2 separate regions of the Homo sapiens genome follow, and region 2 is linked to region 1. The links are chromatin loops, found by intact Hi-C in ENCODE. Cell type or tissue: gastrocnemius medialis. All regions are shown on one strand. Each heading gives the region's core, and the rest is flanking DNA. Links, peaks and the distances in the headings are about the cores only.

Region 1 (10,870 bases), core at 1,125-9,124:
TCATGCCTGTAATCCCAGCACTTTGGGAGGCAGAGGTGGGTGAATCACCTGAGGTCAGGAGTTTGAGACCAGCCTGGCCAACGTGGTGAAACCCCATCTCTACCAAAAATACAAAAATTAGCCAGGCATGGTGGTGCATGCCTGTAATCCCAGCTACTCGGGAGGCTGAGGCAGGAGGATCACCTGAACCTGGGAGGCGGAGGTTGCAGTGAGCCAAGATGGTGCCACTGCACTCCAGTCTGGGCAACAGAGCAAGACTTTGTCAAAAAAAAAAATTAACCAGGCATGGTGGTGCATGCCTGCAGTCCCAGCTACTTGGGAGGCTGAGGCTGGAAGACTGCTTGAGCCTGGGGAGGTCAAGGCTGCAGGGAGCCAAGATTGTGCCACTGCACTCCAGCTAGGGTGACAGAGTAAGGCCCTGTCTCTAAATAAATAAATGCTTTTTTTTAATTGGAAAAAAATTACAGTAAAGAAAACAGGCAGACACTAACAAGTGATGAAAGTTATTATCACCAATAATGTGATTTAGTGACATCATGTGCTTCCTGATGTGGTGCACTTAGGACACATCATATTTACATAGTACTACTGCCAAAAATGTGGAACTTGAATCTAATTATGAGGAAATGCCAGGCAAACCCAAATTAGGGGACTTCTAAAAAATAACTTGCCCATACTATTCAAAATATTAAGGTCATGAAAGACAAAGAAGAGTTGAGGAACTGTTCCAATTAAAGAAGACTGAAGAGACATGAAAACTAACGTGATTCCAGATTTAATTGCAGACAAGAAGAAAAAAATGAGAAAGGAATGTGTTGAATCTGTTGGGACAACTGATGACAATGAAATAAGGTTCGTGGATTAGACAGGAATATCTCATCAGCATTTAACTTCTGATCTCTATCATCGTATTCTTGTAATGTGCTAATGCCTAGTTCTTCGGGGAAAGAGGTGTGAGTTCTGCAGTTTGTTCTCAAATAATCCAAGGGGAAGGAACTATATGTAAATATAACAAGAATGATAAAGCAAATGTGCAAAACAGTAATGATAAATCCAAGTAAAGGGTACATGGTAGGTTCTTGGCTCTGTTCTTGCAGTGTGAAGTTTAACAAAGTCATTTGCTTGCAGAATATTATTTAAGAGGTGGGGTCTTTGGGGTCTTGCTATGTTACCCAGGCTGGACTCAAACTCCTAGGCTTAAGCAATCCTCCTTCCTATTAAGTAGCTCGGGCAGGGCTACAGGTACATACCACCATCCTGGCTTGCTTGCAGAATATTTTTAGCAATGAAGTGGTTTTTTTGTTGCTTTGTTTTTTGTTTTTTGGGGGGTTTTTTTGTATTTTTTTTGAGATGGAGTCACTCTGTCGCCCAGGCTGGAGTGCAGTGGCACAATCTCAGCTCACTGCAACCTCCACCTCCTGGGTTCAAGCAATTCTCGTTTCTCAGCCTCCTGAGCAGCCGGGATTACAGGCGCATGCCACCACACCTGGCTAATTTTTGTATTTTTAGTAGAGGCGGGGTTTTGCCATGTTGGCCAGGCTGGTCTCAAACTCCTGACCTCAGGTGATCCATCTGCCTCGGCCTCCCAAGTGCTGAGATTACAGGCTTGAGCCCCCGGGTCCCGGTCCCCTGCTCTTCTTTCAGACTAGGGTACTATTATTATGAACTATACATTTTGGTACGATATTTTTTTTCCCCAAAAAGAACTATTAGTTATGAGATAAAAGTCTGTTTTCAAATCAAAGTCAGAAAATAACTATTTTTGCAAAAATGTCACACTAATTTTTTATGCATATATATAAACTTCCCTAAATATGATCATGAGACTATTAAGAGGGTTTAGGATTAGACCAAGTACACCTACCCTAAATAAATATCTACCATTTTGGAGACACAATTGTTTGTTAGTCTGTACATTAACACAACCCAAACCTGAATAAACTGACAAACAAAAACCATTTCAATTCAGTGTAATAAGCAATGATTACACATCTATCATGTGCCAAGAGCAGTGGTCTCTAATGCAGATCTGGCCAGGTTTCTCAGTACCCCTGCGCCCTCAGTTTCTCACAAACCATGAGATTCTTCATAATTTCACTTGATCTGCTTCTCCATGATTCTCTCCGGTCACTTGTCACTGTAACCTTTGATTTCTTAACCCTGAGAAACTTGAGGTCGCTAGTAAACTTTGATTATGCTGTGCCATCCTGCTTTCGCTAAATGTGTCATTCTCCATGAAATATGGCAGTAAACAAAATATTATTCCTGTGCTAGAGCATGTTAATAAGTGTAAGATAACAAATAGCTTAATTATGATCTTACAAGTACCACAGAGGAAAGAGGAAAGTTCAGGGAAGAAAAGCACTTACCAAGAGGAAGATGAAAAGAAAGGCTGGCAGGGTGTGGGGGTAGTGGGAGGTCTAGAAGGGAAAGGGAACAGAAGTCAGGGAATGTTCTGGAAAGTTACATCTAAATCCAATCTTAAAGGATTTTAGAACAACAACTCTAGCAAAAGCTTTATATAACATCAACCTCCAGCCCAGAACCGTCCTCCAAACTCCGGACTCCTTATCTGTGTATCCATCTTCTCCATTTCGATGACTAGCAGGTAACTAAATGTGAACATATCCCAAGCTAAATTTCTTCTCTTCCCTTCAAATCCTACTCCTTCTGTAGCTTTCCCCATCTCAGATGATGGCAATTCTTTCCTTTCAGTTGCTCAGGCAAAACCCCTGGAGTAATACTGGATTTGTCCTTGGCAACATCAAGGCCTTATACTTTAGGTAAGAGAAGTTTTGGGGTCATGCATATGTTAAAGTCTGATGAGAGTGAATTCAAGAGGAAATGGAAGGAAAGGAATTGGTGACAGGTAGTAGAAACGTCTCTTTAAAAGAAGGCAGGCCGGGCACGGTGGCTCACGCCTGTAATCCCAGCACTTTGGGAGGCTACGGTGGGCGGATCACGAGGTCAGGAGATTGAGACCATCCTGGCTAACACGGTGAAACCCCGTCTCTACTAAAAATACAAAAAATTAGCCGGGCGTGGCGGCACACGCCTGTAGTCCCAGCTACTCAGGAGGCTGAGGCAGGAGAATGGCGTGAACCCGGGAGGCGGAGCTTGCAGTGAGCCAAGATCGCGCCACTGCACTCCAGCCTGGGTGACATAGCAAGACTCCGTCTCAAAAAAAAAAAAAAAGAAAGCAAAGCAAAAAGATAGATGAGATGGATGTGAGATTCAGACAGGATTTTTTTTTTAATGATAAAAAAATTATAGTATGTTTGATGCTGGTGAATGACCCAATTGAAAGAAAAGAACTGATGATGCAGGAGACAGAAGAGGTAACTGTGACAGCAGTGGCCTGAGTGACAGCATGAACAGTTCACCCATAACAGAAAAAGAGCAGACAATAAGGGCATAGATGAACATAGGTGAGGAGGAAATATGTGGTGGGACCATGTGGAAGTTCTGTTCTGATTAAGCCAATTAATTTATGAATATGACTTATGAATATGAACAGGAGAGCAAGTGCCAGAAGTTTCAGAGAGTAGATGTGAAACAGTTGTCTAGGAAAGTGAAATATTTTACAAACTCATGTGAATTAGTGGCAGAGTCCCTCAGTTTGTGCTCTGTATTGAAATGAAGCAAGATTCTTTTACATTTCCTGAACATACATCTAATAATTCTATTTGAATTTAAAAAATGGATTTTTAGTTTTTAAAAACTATCAGTGAGATACTAGATCAAGTAGAAAGTATGTGTTCATGAAAAAGGTATAGTTTCACAGAAAGAACAGGGGTTTATTTTATTTATTTATTTTTTGAGACGGAGTCTCGCTGTCGCCCAGGCTTGAATGCAGTGGCACGATCTTGGCTCACTGCAACCTCCACCTTCTGGGTTCAAGACTCTCTTGCCCCAGCCCCCTGAGTAGCTGGGATTACTGGTGAGCACCACCACGCCTGGCTAATTTTTTGTATTTTTAGTAGAGATGAGATTTCACCATGTTGATCAGGCTGGTCTCGAACTCCTGACTTCGTGATCTGCCTGCTTCAGCCTCTCAAAGTGCTGGGGATTACAGGCATGAGCCACCATGCCCAGCCAGAACAGGGGTTTAAAATGAGAAGATCCAGTAGCTCATGTCTGTAATCCCAGCACTTTGGGAGGCCTAGGCGGAAGGGCTGCTTGAGGCCAGGAGTTTGAGACCAACCTGGGCAATATAGCAAGACCACATCTCTATTTAAAAAATATTGTTTTAATTGTTTAATAAAAATAAAAGTGAGATTAGAAGATCTGGGTTCAGGTTGTGCTGTCATTATTAACTAAATGATCAAATGCAACCTTCTCATTTCTAATACTTAAGCTTCACCTGGGAAGTGGGACTAAATGCAGTAATACAGGATGTCAACTGTACAGTGCTAAATAGTAATTGTTATTCTCACTGTTATTAGCTATTGTTATTCTCACTGTTATTAACTATATGTTGACCAACTGTAAATTTATCTATCAACCACCTATAGAATAACTGTAGGCTGATCAAGAAACTTTACTAGAATAAAATAAAATGAAAGCAAGAAGAGGTTAGAAAGGAAGAAGAGAAGCTGGATTCTACTATACATACAACACCTCACAATCTAAAAATATAAGCCCAGGAGAGAATAAAAACAACGTAACAACACTAAAAACAATAAGGTTGACAAGTAGAAAAAAGGCTTGTATATTTCCCTGCCAGATAAGACATACTGGACCCTAATCATACTGCACATTACTGGAAAAGTCCTAATTCAAAAGATGCTATAATGTGTTTTCTCACTGACTGACTTCCCCAGAGAACCCCCATTTCATGAAATGAAAACTTTCTCAGTGAAATACACACAGCATCGAAAATAGCACACTTTTTTTTTTTAGAAACTAATCACATTCTCTGAGATATAAAGATATTCAAATTTACTTTATTTTGTTGATTCCCTCTCCCCAGGAGATGTCAGATTCCCACAGCAGGCAAATCAGCTTGGCAGAGAAGTAGCAAGAACCTGAGAAGGCATGTGTGCTGTGAGTCAGCCTTGGGCAAAACAGCCAGGTCTCAATGCAAGGGAACCCTCTGGTGCTGTCAGACCCATGCCAACACTGCCCTCTACTGGCCAATTAAGCTGGTTGCAATTTTCTGCAAAAGAAATACCAGTGTATTAAGGAGAAATTCTGCAGTATCTATTAATAGTTGTCACTTAGGCCCTTTTCCATGGATTAGTGTTTCTCAATCATGCATGTGTATCCGAGTCACCTATTATGGCTTGTTAAAACAGACTGCTGGTGTGTGGCAGGGTACGGTGTCTCCCACCTGTAATCCCAGCACTATGGGAAGTCAAGGCAGGAGGATCACTTGAGCCCAGCAGTTCAAAACCAGTCCAGTCCAGGCAACACAGTGAGACCTTGTCTTTACTAAAAATGCAAAAAACTTAGCCAGGCCATTGCCCTGTGTTAACTTCTTATTCTATGGGAATAAGCTTTTAGCTTCAAAGGCCTTATGGAATGTTGAGGAGAAAGCATTTTCTCGACTTCAGAAGAAGAACTATTTAATCACACAGAGAACAGAAAAATTAAGTGACTTGTTCCATAAATGTGCTATTTGTGTCTGAGGGTCAATACTGTGCTAGATGATCATCTGAAAGAACAAGAGTCACAGATGTTTGCTTCGTCATTCACATCTAAGAGAAAGGGTTCTATCTTTTGTCTCCCTCACCTAGAAAATAGGGCCATATAATGCTGATAATGAACAATTAAGGAAAACACCATTTTTTAAGGAAAAAAGTCAGGAAGTACATAATTTTCTTTTTATTTTTTTCTTATTACAGCCGTGGTGCAAAACAAGTAGTACACATATCCTGAAAAAGTATTTGAGAATTGTTTCCCAAGGTGATAGGCATTTTAGAAGAAGAGTTTGACACCAATTTTATTTCTAGGTATTGGTATTTAGATGGTTTACACAGGCAATGCTAAGATAAAATACTTGTAGAAGCAAGAATAAGTTGAAGTGCAAAAGGAAATGAGTATAGTAGATCCAAAGAAAAGGAATAAAGGTCGGGGGGTTCTTGTGTTGCCAGGCATGAAGGCAGAAATCATACTTAGAGAAAAAAGCAATTTTCCTACTTTGTCATAAATGCCATAAAAGCAACCCTGCTTTCTTACTTCTCATTTTATAAGTTGAAGACAATTAGGGTGGACATGTAAGAATTAAAGGAAATAAAACACCATTGTTCAAAGAGTTCTATTATGTGTAACCTACTCAACCGTCCCTTCTATATCTAGAGGCAAGAAAATGGTTGATAAACTTCCACTGGTTGGCCTAACTAAGCCTGTTGTAAGAACATATCGAGAGCACTAGGCTGGGTGTGGTGGCTCACACCTGTAATCCCAGTGCTTTGGGAGGCTAAGGCAGGAGGATCGCTTGAGGCCATGAGTTCCAGACCAGCCAGAGGAACACAGTCTGACTGTCGCTATAAAAATAAAAGGATAAGCAAGGCACGCGCACCTGTAGTCCAAGCTATTCAGGAGCCTGAGGCAGGAGGAACGTTTGAGCCCAGGAGTTACGTTAGATGTTGCAGTAAGCTATGATTGTGCCACTGCACTCCAGCCTAGGTGACATGGAAAGAATCTGTCTTTTCTTTTTTTTTTTTGAGACGGAATTTCGCTCTTGTTGCCCAGGCTGGAGTGCAACAATGGCACGATCTCGGCTCACGGCAACCTCTGCCTCCCGGGTTCAAGTGATTACTCTTGCCTCAGCCTCCTGAGTAGCTGGGATTACAGGTGCCCACCACCACGCCCAGCTAATTTTTTTGTGTTTTTAGTAGAGACAGGGTTTCACCATGTTAGCCAGGCTGGTCTCGAACTCCTGACCTCAGGTGATCCACCCGCCTCAGCCTCCCAAAGTGCTGGGATTATAGGCGTGAACCACCGCGCCCAGTAAGACCCTGTCTTCAAAAAAAAAAAAAGTGTCAGCAATCAGCAGTAGTTTACTGAACCTCATCTAAGAACAAAATCAAACTTAAAGTTAGATGTATAATAAAACATTAATGAAGTCTAGGGCCCTTCCATCACTTCTAAAGATGTATTCAGAAGAACATCTTGTTTAGAATGTTCTCCAGGAAAAACACAAATATGAAACCTGTCATTATGGCAAAAACCATCAGTCCGATAATGTATAAAAATCAGACCCACAGCAGAGAAGTCTCCATTCATAAAGAACTCACTAATTGCACCAGATTTCTACAAGACTAAATAAGGCGGCTTCCTTCGTTTTTCTTATTTGATGTCTCCAAACAGCCATCACCCCTTCCTTTAAGTTAAGACTTCTACAACTTTTAGGAAGCTGGTATGGAAAAAATGTAGTAATTTACAACCTATCATAATTATAAACTTTATTATTATTATTATTTTTAGAGACGGGGTCTCTCTCTGTCACCCAGGCTGCAGCACAGTGGTGCTTTTATGGCTCACTGCAGCCTCGACCTCTGGGGCTCAAGTGATTGCCTCCTACCTCAGCTTCCTGTGTAGCTCGGACTACAGGCGCACACTACCACGCCCAGCTATAATTATAAACTTTAAACATGGTATCTTCAACAAGTTCGTGGAAAATGCATTCTATGAAAAAATTATTCATGGATTTCAAGGGAGTTTTTTTGTATCAAAATAACTCATACTCCAGCCTGACCAATATGGCGAAACCCCATCTCTACTAAAAATACAAAAATTAGCTGGGCATGGTAGCATGTGCCTATAAGCCCAGCTACTCAGGAGGCTGAGGCAGGAGAATCTCTTGAACACAGGAGGTAGAGGTTGCAGTGAGCCGAGACTGTGCCACCGCACTCCAGCCTGGGTGACAGAGAGACACTCCATCTTAAAAAAAAAAAAAAAAAGCTCATACTAACTTGTTATAACACGTCTGAACAGGATCTAGTTTGAAGCACTAAAAAGGATAAAACATCAGTTTGAAAAGAGCCCCTAATAAAGCAACATGAATTCTGCTAAAATTGAAGCAAAAGCAAATGGTAAATTTATGGTGAAGCTTGGATGAAAGAATGGTGAAATCACTGATGCTTTGTGTAAAGTTTATGGGGACAATGCCCCAAACAAATCAGTAGTTTACACATGAATAACTTGTTTTAAGACATCAGCCAGATGCAGTGGTCCGCACCTATAGTCCCAGCTACTTGGAAGGCTGAGACAGGAGGATCACTTGAGCCCAGGAGTTCAAGGCTGTAGTGTGCTATGGTTACACCTGTAAATAGTCACTATACTCTAATTTGGGCAATGTAGTAAGACTCTGTCTCAAAAAAAGAAAAAAAATAAAGGAGGAGATGATGTTGAAGATGAAGCCCACCGTGGCAGACCACCAATATCAATTTGAGAGGAAAAAAGAATGATCTAATTGAAGAGGATTGACAATTAGCAGAAACAATAGCCAATACCACAGACATCTCAATTGGTTCAGTTTATACAATTTTGGCTGATAAATTAAAATTGAGCAAACTTTCCACTCAACTGGTGCCAAAATGGTTGCATCCAGATGAGCTGCAAAGAGCAGAGCTTTCGATGTAAATTTTAAACAAGTGGGATCAAGATCCTGAAGCATTTCTTTGAAGAATTGTAACAGGAGATGAAATATGGTTTTACCAGTATAATCCTAAAGACAAAGCACAATCAAAGCAATGGCTACCAAGAGGCGTAAGTGCTGTAGTCAAAGCAAAAGTGGATCAGTCAAGAGCAAACACAAGAGTTTTTTAGGATGCTCAAAGCACTTTGTCTGTTGACTTTCTGGAGAGCCAAAGAATGACAACATCTTATTATGAGGGTGTTTTGAGAAAGTCAGCCAATGCTTTAGCAGAAAAACAGCCAGGAAAGCTTCATCAGAGAGTCCTTCTCCACCAGGACAATGCTCCTGTTCATTCCTTTCATCAACAAAGATAATTTGTGACAGTTTTGATGAGAAATCATTAGGCAACCACCTTACAACAGTCCTGATTTGGTTCCTTCTTTTTTGTTTCCTAATCTTTAAAAAAATCTTTGGTAGCAACAAAAAATTAAAAACTTAAACCAAAAAAAACTTTAAAGGGCATCCATTTTTCTTCATTTCTTCATTTTTCTTCATTTAATAATGTAAAAAAGCCAGGCACAGTGGCTCACACCTATAATCCCAGCACAAAAGAAAAACAAATATTTACTCCAAAAAATTTGGATTCCTTAATGGAAAACGGGAAAATCTATTCTCTCTTAATCCATAATGCACGGTGGAGACATTTGTTCTTTGACTGACTAACATAAACAAAGAAAACCTAGTATGAAGAAAGGAATGATAAGATGTAAATATGGTAGCAACTAGTCATGGTTGAGATGCTCTTCCCATCCTAATATTAACTTACCCTCATCAGTCATAGGTGAAAGAAGCTAGCTGCTTTTCGTTTTCTAATTTCCTTTAACTGTGCATTGTTTCCATCATCTGGGAATGAGCCTAGGTGGATAAGGACAGTGAGGTGGTAGCAGTAGATTTTCTTGTGCTTCATCTTGAGTTATTTGATCCATGTAACATTAACTTGGCCCAAGAGGAGGAAAGTTTTTAAGACATTATTTTATTTATAAAAAATTAAATCCTCCCTGCTACTTTTGATATGTAAATGGTGGCTCATGCCTGTAATCCCAGCACTTTGGGAGGCCAAGGCAAGTGGATCACCTGAGGTCAGGAGTTTGAGACCAGCCTGGCCAACAGGGCGAAACCCCATCTCTACTAAAAATACAAAAATTAGCCAGGCATGGTGGTGCAGGCCTGTAATCCCAGCTACTGGGGTGTTGAGGCAGGAGGATCGCTTGAACCTGGGAGGCGGAGGATGCAGTGAGCAGAGATCGTGCCACTGCACTCCAGCCTGTGCAATAGAGCGGGACTCCATCTCAAAAAAAAAAAAAAAAAGTTCATTAACTCAGAAAGACTACTCCAGAAATTGGCGAGTGGTTACTCCAGGAAGGAGAACTGTCTGGCTAGGGTGTAGGGATTGGGAGAATTTGTTTTACCGTACATCCCTTTGGACCAATTGGATTTTGTACATGTGTATTTTTTAGCCTGTTCAAAAAATGTATGAGTTTCTGGAAAATTGAATTAAAGGATAAAAATAAAATATGAACTTTACTTCTCAACATAAGCTTTTGCAACATCAAGATACTTTTGTAAGCAATGATAGCAACTTTTTTTCTTTTCTTTTTTTTTTTTTTTTTTGAGACAGAGTCTCGTTCTCTCGCCCAGGCTGGAGTGCAGTGGCACGCTCTCCACTCACTGCCACCTCCGCCTCCCAGGTTCAAGTGATTCTTGTACCTCAGCCTCCTGAGTACCTGGGATTACAGGTGCACACCATTACCCCTGGCTAATTTTTGTATTTTTAGTAGAGGTATGGTTTCACCATGTTGGCCAGGCTGGTCTCAAACTCCTGACCTCAGGTGAGCCACCTGCCTTGGTCTCCCAAAGTGCTGGGATTACAGGCGTGAGCCACTGCACCTGGTCTGGAGTAAATATTTATATGGATATAATTAGAACTCTCGGTACTTTTTTAAATGAGTTGTGGTCTGCCCCCCCTCCCCAACACACAAATTAAACATATATTAAGGAAGCAGGTTTTCTTCTTCCACTTGGCTGTAGAAAGCCAAAAGCAACGTCACTCCCACCCTAACAACAAGAAACAGCCATATCAACTACAAAAAACTTGAATTAATTGGAAAGCCACCTAGTAGTATGAAATCCAAAGAAAAACAAGCCCCTCCAGGAAATATGGGAGGTGAACACCAGCTCTCCTGTATCAGAGCATGTGCAGAAGAGACATTGGGTACCCTACAAGCA
Region 2 (10,870 bases), core at 2,024-10,023, 99 kb after region 1:
AGGAGTTTTAAACTATTTTCCATATAAAAAGAAGTGAGGAAAGTTATAAATAAAAAAATTTATTTTTTGAGACAGTCTCGCTGTAGCCCAGGCTGGAGTGCAATGGTGCAGTCTCGGCTCACTGCAACCTCTGCCTCCCGGGTTCAAGTGATTCTCCTGCCTCAGCTTCCCGAGTAGCTGGGATTACAGGCGCCCGCCACCAGGCCCAGCTAATTTTTGTATTTTTAGTAGAGACGGGGTTTTTACCATGTTGGCCAGGCTGGTCTCGAACTCCTGACCTCTTGATCTGCCCACCTCAGCCTCCCAAAGTGCTGGGATTACAGGCATGAGCCACCGCACCCAGCATAAATAAATTTTTAAACATATTTAAATATATGCAAACTAATAAAATATTAGTTTACAGTAAGATTAACTTTTTTTTTTTGAGATGGAGTTCCACTCTTGTTGCCCAGGCTGGAGTGCAGTGGCGTGATCTTGGCTCCCTGCAACCTGTGCCTCCCAGATTCAAGTGATTCTCCTGTCTCAGCCTCGCGAGTAGCTGGGATTACAGGCGCTTGCCACCATGCCAGCTAATTTTTGTATTTTAGTAGAGACAGGGTTTCACCATGTTGGCCAGGCTGGTCTCGAACTCCTGACCTCAAGTGATCCCCCTGCCTCGGCCTCCCAAAGTGCTGGGATTACAGGCATGAGCCATCATGCCCAAGCCAAGAAGATTAACTTTTTTAACCTATAAATAATCACAATAGCTGGTCGCAGCGGGAGTGCCTGTAATCCCAGCTACTCAGGAGGCTGAGGCAGGAGAATTGCTTGAACCCGGGAGGTGGAGGTTGTGGTGAGCTGAGATCGCGCCACTGTACTCCAGCCTGGGAATACAGCGAGACTCAGTCTCAAAAAAAAAAAAAAAAGAATAAGAACAAGAATCACAAAAGTTAGCCAGGTGTGATGGTGCACATACACAGTCTGAACTACTGGGGAGGCTGAGGCAGGAGGATCACTTGAGGCCAGAAGTTCAAGGCTGCAGTGAGCTATGATCTCCCCCACTGCTGACAGAACATGATCTCATCTCTAAAAAAAAAAAAAAAAAAGGAAAAAGAATCACGAAAGTAATTGTGTTGACTTTCAACCTTAAAATGTTAATGACATCCAAAATAGTTCACCATAAGGTCTGCATTTAAAGACTGGCCTAGGAGCTCTAAAATGGTAGATGAGTATGATGAATATGATCCCCTATATGTATCAGTGTGCTTTATTACCCCTTTTTTTTTTTTTTGCAGGGGTGAGCAGGTCTGGCTCTTTCAGCAAGGCTGAAGTGCAGTGGCACAATCATATCACTGGAGCCTTGAACTCCTGGGCTCCAGTGATCCTCCCACCCCAGCCTCCAGAGTAGCTGGGACTATAGACACATGCCACCACACCTAGCTAAGTTTGTTGTTGTTGTTTTTGTTGTTTTGCTGTACACTAAAATTATCTGGGGACCGACTAAGTTGTTTTTGTTTTTTTTTTAATGGAGACAGGGTCTCACTATGTTATCCAGGCTGGTATCAAACTTCTGGCCTCAAGCAATCCTCCGCCTCAGGCTCCCAAAGTGCTGGAATTACAGGCATGAGCCACCCAGCCCTACAATCCCCCTTCTTAACCTTAATTGTTCTCAACCCACTCACTCCTAGCAATAAGTCTACAATAACCTGGTTCTAAAAGTGCTGTTTAGAAAGACAAAGTGAAATCACTGATACTTACTTGGTTTCCTTTTCAAATTGACTATATACATGAACTGCCAAGATGCCTTCCACTGGGTCAAAATGTTCCTCTCAGATTTTCTCACATCTTAAGGAAATCTAAAAGCTACATAGCAACTACTCACGCTTAATCTTTAAAAAAAAAAAAAAAAAAAAGCAAAGTGATTCCAAAAACTGTCAAGAGCAAAAGTTTACAGAGCCAAAGGATTGATCACCAAATTCAGAAACAAGATTAGGAAAGAACAAGACACTATGAGATTAGGAAGAACAAGACACTATGAGATTAGGAAGAATCTACTCTCTGACTAAAGCTAAGCCGCCTATATATAAGAAAATCCAGGTGCTTCCTTCACTGTCAGCAAACAATGGAAAATGACTTTTTAATAGGTAATATAAATGTATTTGTAAATTTGAAAATTTTAACAAAGGGATGCTGGAATGACAAATATTTGAAGAGACTACTTAAAAAACAAGTGAGACAGAGTAGGAAAATGTGTTAAGACATCCTCCAGCACTGTATGTGTTTTTACACTGGGGAAAGGGAGACTCACTAGACTTTTGTTCCTTGATTAAAATACCCGTAAGGCCAGGCGTGATGGCTCATGCCTGTAATCCCAACACTCTGGGAGGCCGAGGTAGGTGGATCATCTGAGGTCAGGAGTTCAAGACCAGCCTGGCCAACATGGTGAAACCCCATCTTTACTAAAAATTCAAAAATTAGCCAGGCGCGGTGGCTCACGCCTGTAATCCCAGGACTTTGGGAGGCCGAGGCAGGCGGAACACGAGGTCAGGAGATAGAGACCACCCTAACACAGTGAAACCCTGTCTCTACTAAAAATACAAAAAATTAGCCAGGCGTGGTGGCACGTGCCTGTAGTTCCAGCCACTAGGGAGGCTGAGGCAGGAGAATCACTTGAACCCAGGAGGCGAAGGTTGCAGTGAGCTGAGATCGTGCCACTGCACTCCAGCCTGGGCAACAGAGTAAGACTCCATCTCAAAAAAATATATATATATGTGTGTGTATATGTATGTATGTGTGTATATATATGTATATGTGTATGTATATATGTATGTGTGTGCACGTATATACACACACTCACACACACACACACACACAAATTAGCCAGGTGTGGTGGTGGGTGCCTATAATCCCAGCTATCAGGAAGCTGAGGCAGGAGAATCACTTGAACCTGGGAGGCAGAGGTTGCAGTGAGCCAAGATCATGCCACTGCACTCCAGCCTGGATGACACAGCGAGACTCCATCTTAAAAAATAAAATAGAATAAAATAAAAATAAATGGCCGGGCATGGTGGCTTGCACCTGTAATCCCAGGGCACTTTGGGAGGCCAAAGCAGGCGGATCACTTGAGGTCAGGAGTTTGAGACCAGTCTGTCCAACGTGGCGAAACCCCGTCTCTACTAAAAATACAAAAATCAGCCGAGTGTGGTGGCACATGCCTATAATCCCAGCTACTCCGGAGGCTGTGGCAGGAGAACTGCTTGAACTCCGGAGGTAGAGTCTGCAGTGAGCCGAGATCCTGCCACTGTCCAGCCTGGGCGACAGAGCAAGACCCTGTCTCAAAAATAAATAAATAAATAAAATTTAAATTTAAAAAATACCCACTAAGAATATCTAGTGCCTTTCCAATTCCATAATCAACTACCTTTTTATTACTGATTAGGCAGCCCAGAACAATGGAGGTGTCCTGGTCAGTGGACAATTAAATCCAATTGTGCACATGGCACTTAATACTTCCAACATGCATTAACTGGTATCTGGTTTATCAGTCTCTGGTGAGTTTGTTTACTTTGCATGAATAAATTCTCAAGCACTTGAATCATCCCAATGTAAACCAAAATTCTGAAGTTTCTGAACTACTATGTGGGGGTTGGAGAGACCTTGGTTTGGTTGGATACCATTTTTGCCACTTAACTATCTGTGTGACCTCTTCTTCCCATCAGTCTCAATTTCCTCATCTGTTAACAAACATAGCTAGTGCCTGGGAGATGGCAAGTGCTCAAAAAGTGACAGCTTTATTATTTTGAAGCTAAATTTGAAAGGAAGTGTGTAACTGAGGTGAAAACATTTCATTTGAAAAGTAGTAGTACGGATCAGCAAACTACGTTAATTTAAAAGACACAGCCTGAAGAGAGATGTCCCAATCTTTGGAGTTGAGAAAAGCAAAGTTTAAAAGTTGCAAGTAAAGTACACACTGCACAGTACAGATGGGAGTCTCCTGCTTAGCAACTTTAATGTTGTCTACCAAACACCCAGCTTGTAATAGAGCATGACAACTGTTCACTCTAAATCCATGTGCTCAGCTTGGATTCAGGATTGATTTATAAAAATAGCTGCTGGTGGTGCTCTTTGAATCTCTTTGGGCTGATGACTGGGCAGTGTTACCCCAAAGGCCTAGAGCAGCTGTATTCCCTCACCACACCCATTTCTCTGTCTACCCAGCCAAGCTGACGGCACCCTGCCCCCGCCCCCCATCTCTACAGCATACTATTCACCCTCCTCCTGGGCTGAGTGAGCAAATTACAAGCACAAATATCCCCTGATGCAATGCCACAACCATCCCTGGGAAAGAGCAGAGGCAGTTGCCAAAAGCACAGCAGCAGGGAAATGGGCGGGAGACGCGCGCGCGCGCACACACACATACACACGCACGCGCACACACACGCACGCGCACACACACACACACACACACACACACACACACTGCAAGAAACACTGCAATGCTATGCAACCAGGGAGAGAGAATCGAGAGGCCCTGGGGAGCAATACTGTAACAGGACCAGAGAAGGCAAAGGAGAAAAGGGGGTTTCCAGTAGAAAGCTGGGTAACACTAACCTTCGCGAGGAACACGTATTTCATCCGAGCTTGGGTCCTAAAGCACAAACCTAAAGGTAATCAATCACTGCCTCTTCCCCAAAGCAGCAAATGCATTTAATTTACCCGTTCCTGGAAGTGAGCAAAACCCTCACAACTCCTCCACAGGACAATTTCACCAAAGGGATCTAACTCACACCGGCGGAGAACTTGTTCCATGTGCTAAATCACAATCTCTGTTCTGGGTAATGTTTCCAACTGCCTCTCCTAGTCCCTGTACCCTCCCCACCCCCACCCTAATGTGACCCTTTCGCACTCCCACTGCCAGACACACGCTTTAGTCCCCACACAGTGTCGGGGCCTTTGCAAGGGGGAAGAGCCCCGCCTAGGGCCCGGTTCTCCAGACCACCCCTCAGCCCCACCCATAATCCCTGACTGGACATACTAAGGCTCACCTCAGCCTCACATCAACTGACCCCCACAAAGCCTCAGAAAACGACCCCTGAGTTCTCCTACACCTCCGAACCCCACCCAGGGCCCCAGACTGCGGCCGACCCTCGCTCCGCGGCTCAGCCCCATCCAGAGCCCAAGGCATGTCGCTCGGCCCCACCGCCCCGACCCTCAAAAGCTGGACCTCTCAGCCCCCCTCACTCCAAAGACCCCCCTAGATCGCGCCTCAAAGACTCCGAAGGTCAAAGCCGCCAGCCCCCCGCCTGGCCCCCTCCCTCGGACGCCCCCGCGTCTCGCAGGCCGGCGGCCACCGCCCTTCCACGCCTCGGGCGGGCCCCGTGGGGTACCCAGCTGCCGCAGGGCAAGGCTCGGGCAGCCCCGGGACAGTGAGGAGGCCGCCCCTCCAATCGGACCCCGCCTGCGGCTGCACCTACCCGCCGCCGCCGAGACGGAGCTGGGGCAGAAGGGAGCCAGGAGAGCGCCGGGAAGAGCCGTGAGGAGGTAGGAGACGTCGGGAGGAGCCGGGAGCCAGCGAGCTAGCCGGAGGGGCGGGGCGCAGGGAGGCGGCCGCTTCCTCGTCGCCTCTTGAGGGCCGGCGCAAGGGAGGGACGCCGCCACCGCCTACCCGGCGAGCGCCGCCGCTCCGGCCAATAAGCGTGGCGAGGGGGAGGGCGGAGGGCTGTGGCGGACCAATGGGTGCTGGCCCTGCCGCCACGACGTCTCTGCAGAGCTGCCCGAGCCGCGGGCGGTTGGGGCGAGGTGCGCCTGGGGGCTCTAGCCTCCCGCCTGCGGCCTGCGAATGCCGAAGCGGACCGCAGGCCGATCGACTGCCTTCGCTGTTCTATGATGGCCGTCGCTCTCTCTCAGAGTCTGGGCGCCCGGAGCGAGGAGAGTGCGAGAGTCGGCGCACACGCGGACCGGGCCACCAGCGGGTGGGGCCTGTGGGCTCTGTGATGTAACTTGGGAGGGGCGCGGGGCGGGGCCTAGGTCGCGGGCCATCTGGGCTCTGGAAGGAACCCTTAGAGGAGCGGGAGGACGCCACAGGTCCTCGGCGGGGCTCCGCTCCCGTGAGCCGCATGTGGCTGGTGAGCTCTGAAACGTGGCTGGCCCAAGTTGAGATGTGCTGTAAGTGTACAATACACACCAAATTTCCAAGACTTAGTACCGAAAAAAAAAAAAAAACTCATCTATAATTTTTAAATGGTTACAAGTGGGATAATTAATTATAACAAAATTGATGACAGTTGGGGTATATTTGGTTAACTAAGAAATATTGAGGCCGGGCGCGGTGGCTCACGCCTGTAATCCCAGCACTCTGGAAGGCACTTGAGGTCCGGAGTTGGAGACCACCCTGACCAACATGGTGAAACTTCGTCTCTACTAAAAATACAAAAATTAGCCGGGCGTGGTGGCAAGTGCCTGTAATCCCAGTTACTTCGGAACGTGAGGCAGGAGAATTGCTTGAACCCGGGAGGCGGAGGTTGCAGTGAGCTGAGATCGCACCACTGCACTCCAGCCTGGGCAACAGAGTGAGACCCTGTCTCAAATAAAAAAAATAGGTTTCCTTTTCTGTTGAAATTAACATTACTTCATTCCAAAGCCCCAGATTTTGTAGAATCCTTAACTTACTGTTGTAGGAAAACACACAGGTGGGAGCTTTAAAGTTACTTTGATCATTCTTCCTGCTGCCTGGAGTAGCCAGCATATTCCTGTCCCAGACTTCAGGAATAGAATTGGCTTTGAGCTCCTTTGTAGTTAGATGGCTAGGAAAACTCAAAAGTATTGGAATCTTCCATCCCTTCTGTAAACCAAGAAGTATCTGAGACAGGTCTCAATTGATTTAGAAATTTATTTTGCCAAGGTGAAGGACATTCCTGAAAGGAAAAAACACAGAATCACAGAAACAGTCTGTGGTCTCTGCCTTTCTCCAAAGATGAATTTGAGGAATTCAGTATTTAAAGGGGAAAAGTGGGCTGGAGGGAAAATAGGGAGGGAACAAGAGAAAAGGAGCAGGTAGGGGAATAGTCAATTGTGTATTATGTCAAGTATGTCTGCTTAGGAATGAAAGGCAGTTTGTGCATGACTCAGCTTTCAACTTAATTTTTTCCTTTTGGAATAGTGAATTGGGGTCCGAAGTGTTTTTGTTTTTTGTTTTTTGTTTTTTTGAGATGGAGTCTTGCTCTGTCGCCCAGAGTGGAGTGCAGTGGAACAATCTCAGCTCACTGCAACCTCTGCCTCCCCGGTTCAAGCAATTCTCCTGCCTCAGCTTCCCGAGTAGCTGGGACTACAGGCGCACGCTTCCACGCCCAGCTAATTTTTTTTGTATTTTAGTAGAGACGTGTCACCGTGTTGCCCAGGCTGTTCTCGAATTCCTGAACTCAGGCAATCCGCCCGCCTCGGCTTCCCAAAGTGCTAGGATTTACAGGCGTGAGCTACCATGCCTGCCCCTAAGTGTTTTGTTTTTTGTTTGTTTTTTTTTTTTGAGACGGAGTCTCCCTTTGTCGCCCAGGCTGGAGTGCAGTGGCACGATCTAAGTTCACTGCAACCTCTGCCTCCCAGGTTCGAGCAGTTCTCTGCCTCAGCCTCCGAAGTAGCTGGGATTGCAGGCGCCTGCCACCGTGCCTGGCTAATTTTTGTTTTTTTAGTAGAGACAGGGTTTCACCATCTTGGCCAGGCTGGTCTTGAACTCCTGACTTCGTGATTCACCCGCCTCAGCCTCCCAAAGTGCTGGGATTACAGGGATGAGCCACCGTGCCTGGCTGAAGGGTCCGAAATTTCTTTAATATTTATTTTTCCCCAGGGCCAGGCAGTGGCTCACAGCTGTAATCCCAGCATTTTGGAGGCCAAGGTGGGAGGATCGCTTAAGCCCAGTGGGAGGGTCTCACTCTGTTGCCCAGACTGGAGTGCAGTGGTACGGTCATGGCTTGCTGCAGCCTCTACCTCCCAGGCTCAAGTGATCCTCCCACCTCAGCCTCCCAAGTAGCTGGGACCTTAGGCTTCTGCCACCACACTCGGCTAATTTTTTAAATTTTTTGTAGAGATGGGTTCTCACTGTGTTGCCCAGGCTGGTCTCGAACTCATTCCCTCAAGTTATCCTCCTACCTCTGCCTCCCAAAGTGCTGGGATTACAGGCATGAGCCACCGCACCCGGACCCCAGCCTTCTTTAAGTTAAGACAGTCACCATGTTATGTGTAGAGCTAGAGACCCAGGAGTGATTCTCAGTTATTCCCTTCCTTTTCCCCTCATACCTACCAGATTTTCCTCCTGCCTCAGAAACAGCTCCACTGACACATGCTGTTCTGGTTCAGTCCTTTTTCTTTTTCCTGTATCCTGCCATAGTTTCTTTCAAGCCTTCCCCTTGCTCCTGCTTCAGTCCAAATATCACAACCTTCTGTACCATCCCCTTCCATTCATAATATCCTCCTGCATCCCTTGTATGCCTATTACAACACTTACCATATATGTGATAGTTATTTGTATAAATATGGATCTGCCTGGCCAGGCGAGGTGGCTCATGCCTGTAATCCCAGCACTTTGGGAGGCCAAGGTGGGCAGATCACGAGGTCAGGAGATCAAGACCATCCTGGCTAACAAGGTAAAACCCCGTCTCTACTAAAAACTAATATATATATATATATATATCTGCCCTAACAGATTGCATCTCAAAGTACAGGTTCATTCTATTTCCCCACTTGCAGTGGAAAAGAACATTCCCTCCAGTTCCAGGGTGCCCAGGATGAAAAGCATAGAACCACCTATTCTGGGCATACTGCCTATGGGATTGCCCTGCTCCACAAGCAGCAGTAATAAAAAAGAAAGAAAAACAAGAAAAGCATAGAACCTCAACATCTCAAAGTTGGAAAGGATCTTAGCAAGCACTCAGTCTCATGTCTAAGGATGTATTCTTGAGACTTTACAAGTTCACAATAAGCCATCTCAGGATTATATTTGAGTTATCCTTTAAAAGCATGCTTTATGTCTATTCATCCAAATTTTGATGAAAATGTAGGCCAGGACACAAACATTGGCAGAATCCAATAGCTTATCTTAGAGGCTTTCCTCCAGTTTTAACCTAAACCCCTTCAATGGCTTTTCATTGCATCAGAATCCTAAACATGTATTTCAAGACCTCGTGCAATGATGCTGCCTCTGTCTTGCCTCATCATCTGCCTTTTTTCTCACTATGCCCAGTATCATCTGCCTTCTCTGTTTCTTGAACTTTCTCTTGTCAAGGCCCTCCTCATATTGTTTCCTCTGCCTATCCTAATGTATGATTAATATGATTTTCTACCAGGCATAGTGGCACACGCCTGTAATCCCAGCACTTTGGGAGGCCAAGGTGGGAGGATTGCTTGAGTTCAGAAGTTTGAGACCAGCCTGGGCAACATAGTGAAACCCTGTCTCTACAAAAAATACAAAAAAAAAAAAAAAATTAGCTGGGATGGTGGTGGGCACCTATAGTGCCAGCTACGTGGGAGGCTGTGGTGGGAGGATCACCTGAGCCTGGGGAGGTTGAGACTACAGTGAACCATGGTCATACCACTGCACTCCAGCCTGGGTGATGGAGTGAGACCCCATCTCAAAAAAAAGAAAAAAAAAGATGTGATTTTCCACATCGAAAATTTGAAAGACTAATAAAAGAGTTCATGGCCAGGCATGGTGGCTCATACCTGTAATCCCAGCACTTTGGGAGGTCGAGGTCAGGGGTTCGAGACCAGCCTGACCAACATGGTAAAACCCCATCTCTACTAAAAATACAAAAATTAGCCAGGTGTGGTGGCTTAAGCCTGTAATCCCAGCTACTCAGGAGGCTGAGGCAGGAAAATCACTTGAACCTGGGAGGCGGAGGTTGCAGTGAGCCAACATCGTGCCATTACGCTACAGGCTGGGCGACAAGATTGAAACTCCGTCTCAAAAATAAAAAGAGTTCAGCAAGGTTACTGGATACAAAGTTAATATACAAAAAGGCATAACAGCATATATACCAATAATCAGTAAGAAAATGAGATAGAAAAGAAAAACCCTACAAAAATGAGATACCACAACACACCTACTAAATAGAATGGGCAAAAGCCAGAACACTGGCCAGGTGCGGTGGCTTACGCCTGTAATCCCAGCACTTTGGGGGGCCAAGGCAGGCGGATCACGAGGTCAGGAGATCGAGACCATCTTGGCTAACACAGTGAAACCCCGTCTCTACTAAAATTACAAAAAATTAGCCGGGCATGGTGGCGGGCGCCTGTAGTCCCAGCTACTCAGGAGGCTGAGGCAGGAGAATAGTGTGAACCCAGGAGGCGGAGCTTACAGTGAGCCGAGATCGCGCCACTGCACTCCAGCCTGGGCGACAGAGCAAGACTCCATCTCACAAAAAAAAGCCAGAACACTGACAACACCAAGTGCTAGTAAGAATGTGAAACAATAGAAGCTCGCATGCATTGCTGCTGGGAATGTGAAAGGTACAGAACTTTGGAAGACAGTTCAGCAGCTTCTTACAAAACTAAACGTACTCTCATATGACCCAGCAATTGCCCTCCTTGGTATTTACTCAGAGGAGCCAAAAATTTATGTCTACACAGGCAGGGCACGGTGGCTCACGCTTGTAGTCCCAGCATTTTGGGAGGCCGAGGCAGGTGGATCACCTGAGGTCAGGAGTTCAAGAGCAGCCTGGCCAACATGGCAAAACCCTGTCTCTGCTAAAAATAACAAAAATTAGCTGGGCATGGTGGCGGGTACCTGTAATCCCAGTGGCTCAGGAGGCTGAGGCAGGAGAATCGCTTGAACCCAGGAGGCAGAGGTTGCAGTGAGCCAAGATCATGCCATTGTACTCCAGCCTGGGCAACAAGAGCGAAA

Evidence for each region. Hi-C counts contacts between places; a loop is a spot of excess contacts. Peaks named below come from ENCODE experiments on the same cell type or tissue, not always from the same donor. Only the 100,000 strongest peaks of a DNase experiment are listed, where the experiment ranks them.
Region 2: a loop joins it to region 1, with 4 times the contacts of the local background. A loop is called at or near these places in 19 of 110 quality-filtered maps.

What each region holds. Positions count from the first base shown.
Region 1 is chr3:47,985,014-47,995,883 of GRCh38, forward strand. All of the region lies in intron 2 of MAP4 (microtubule associated protein 4), which reads right to left. Among named protein-coding and RNA genes, the nearest start is that of MAP4, 26 kb to the right of the region's middle. In gastrocnemius medialis, for the core only: a CTCF peak has its summit at 5,141 (motif pointing left); a DNase peak (open chromatin) is centred at 5,088; H3K4me3 peaks cover 334 bases; H3K27ac peaks cover 7,063 bases.
Region 2 is chr3:48,083,320-48,094,189 of GRCh38, forward strand. It overlaps a transcript of MAP4 not described here. Among named protein-coding and RNA genes, the nearest start is that of MAP4, 72 kb to the left of the region's middle. RefSeq lists silencers at 4,327-4,376, 4,467-4,586, 5,227-5,796 and enhancers at 6,017-6,086, 6,147-6,196. In gastrocnemius medialis, for the core only: no CTCF peak of the experiment used is centred there; DNase peaks (open chromatin) are centred at 4,262, 5,012, 5,662, 6,002 and 1 weaker place; H3K4me3 peaks cover 4,199 bases; H3K27ac peaks cover 5,090 bases.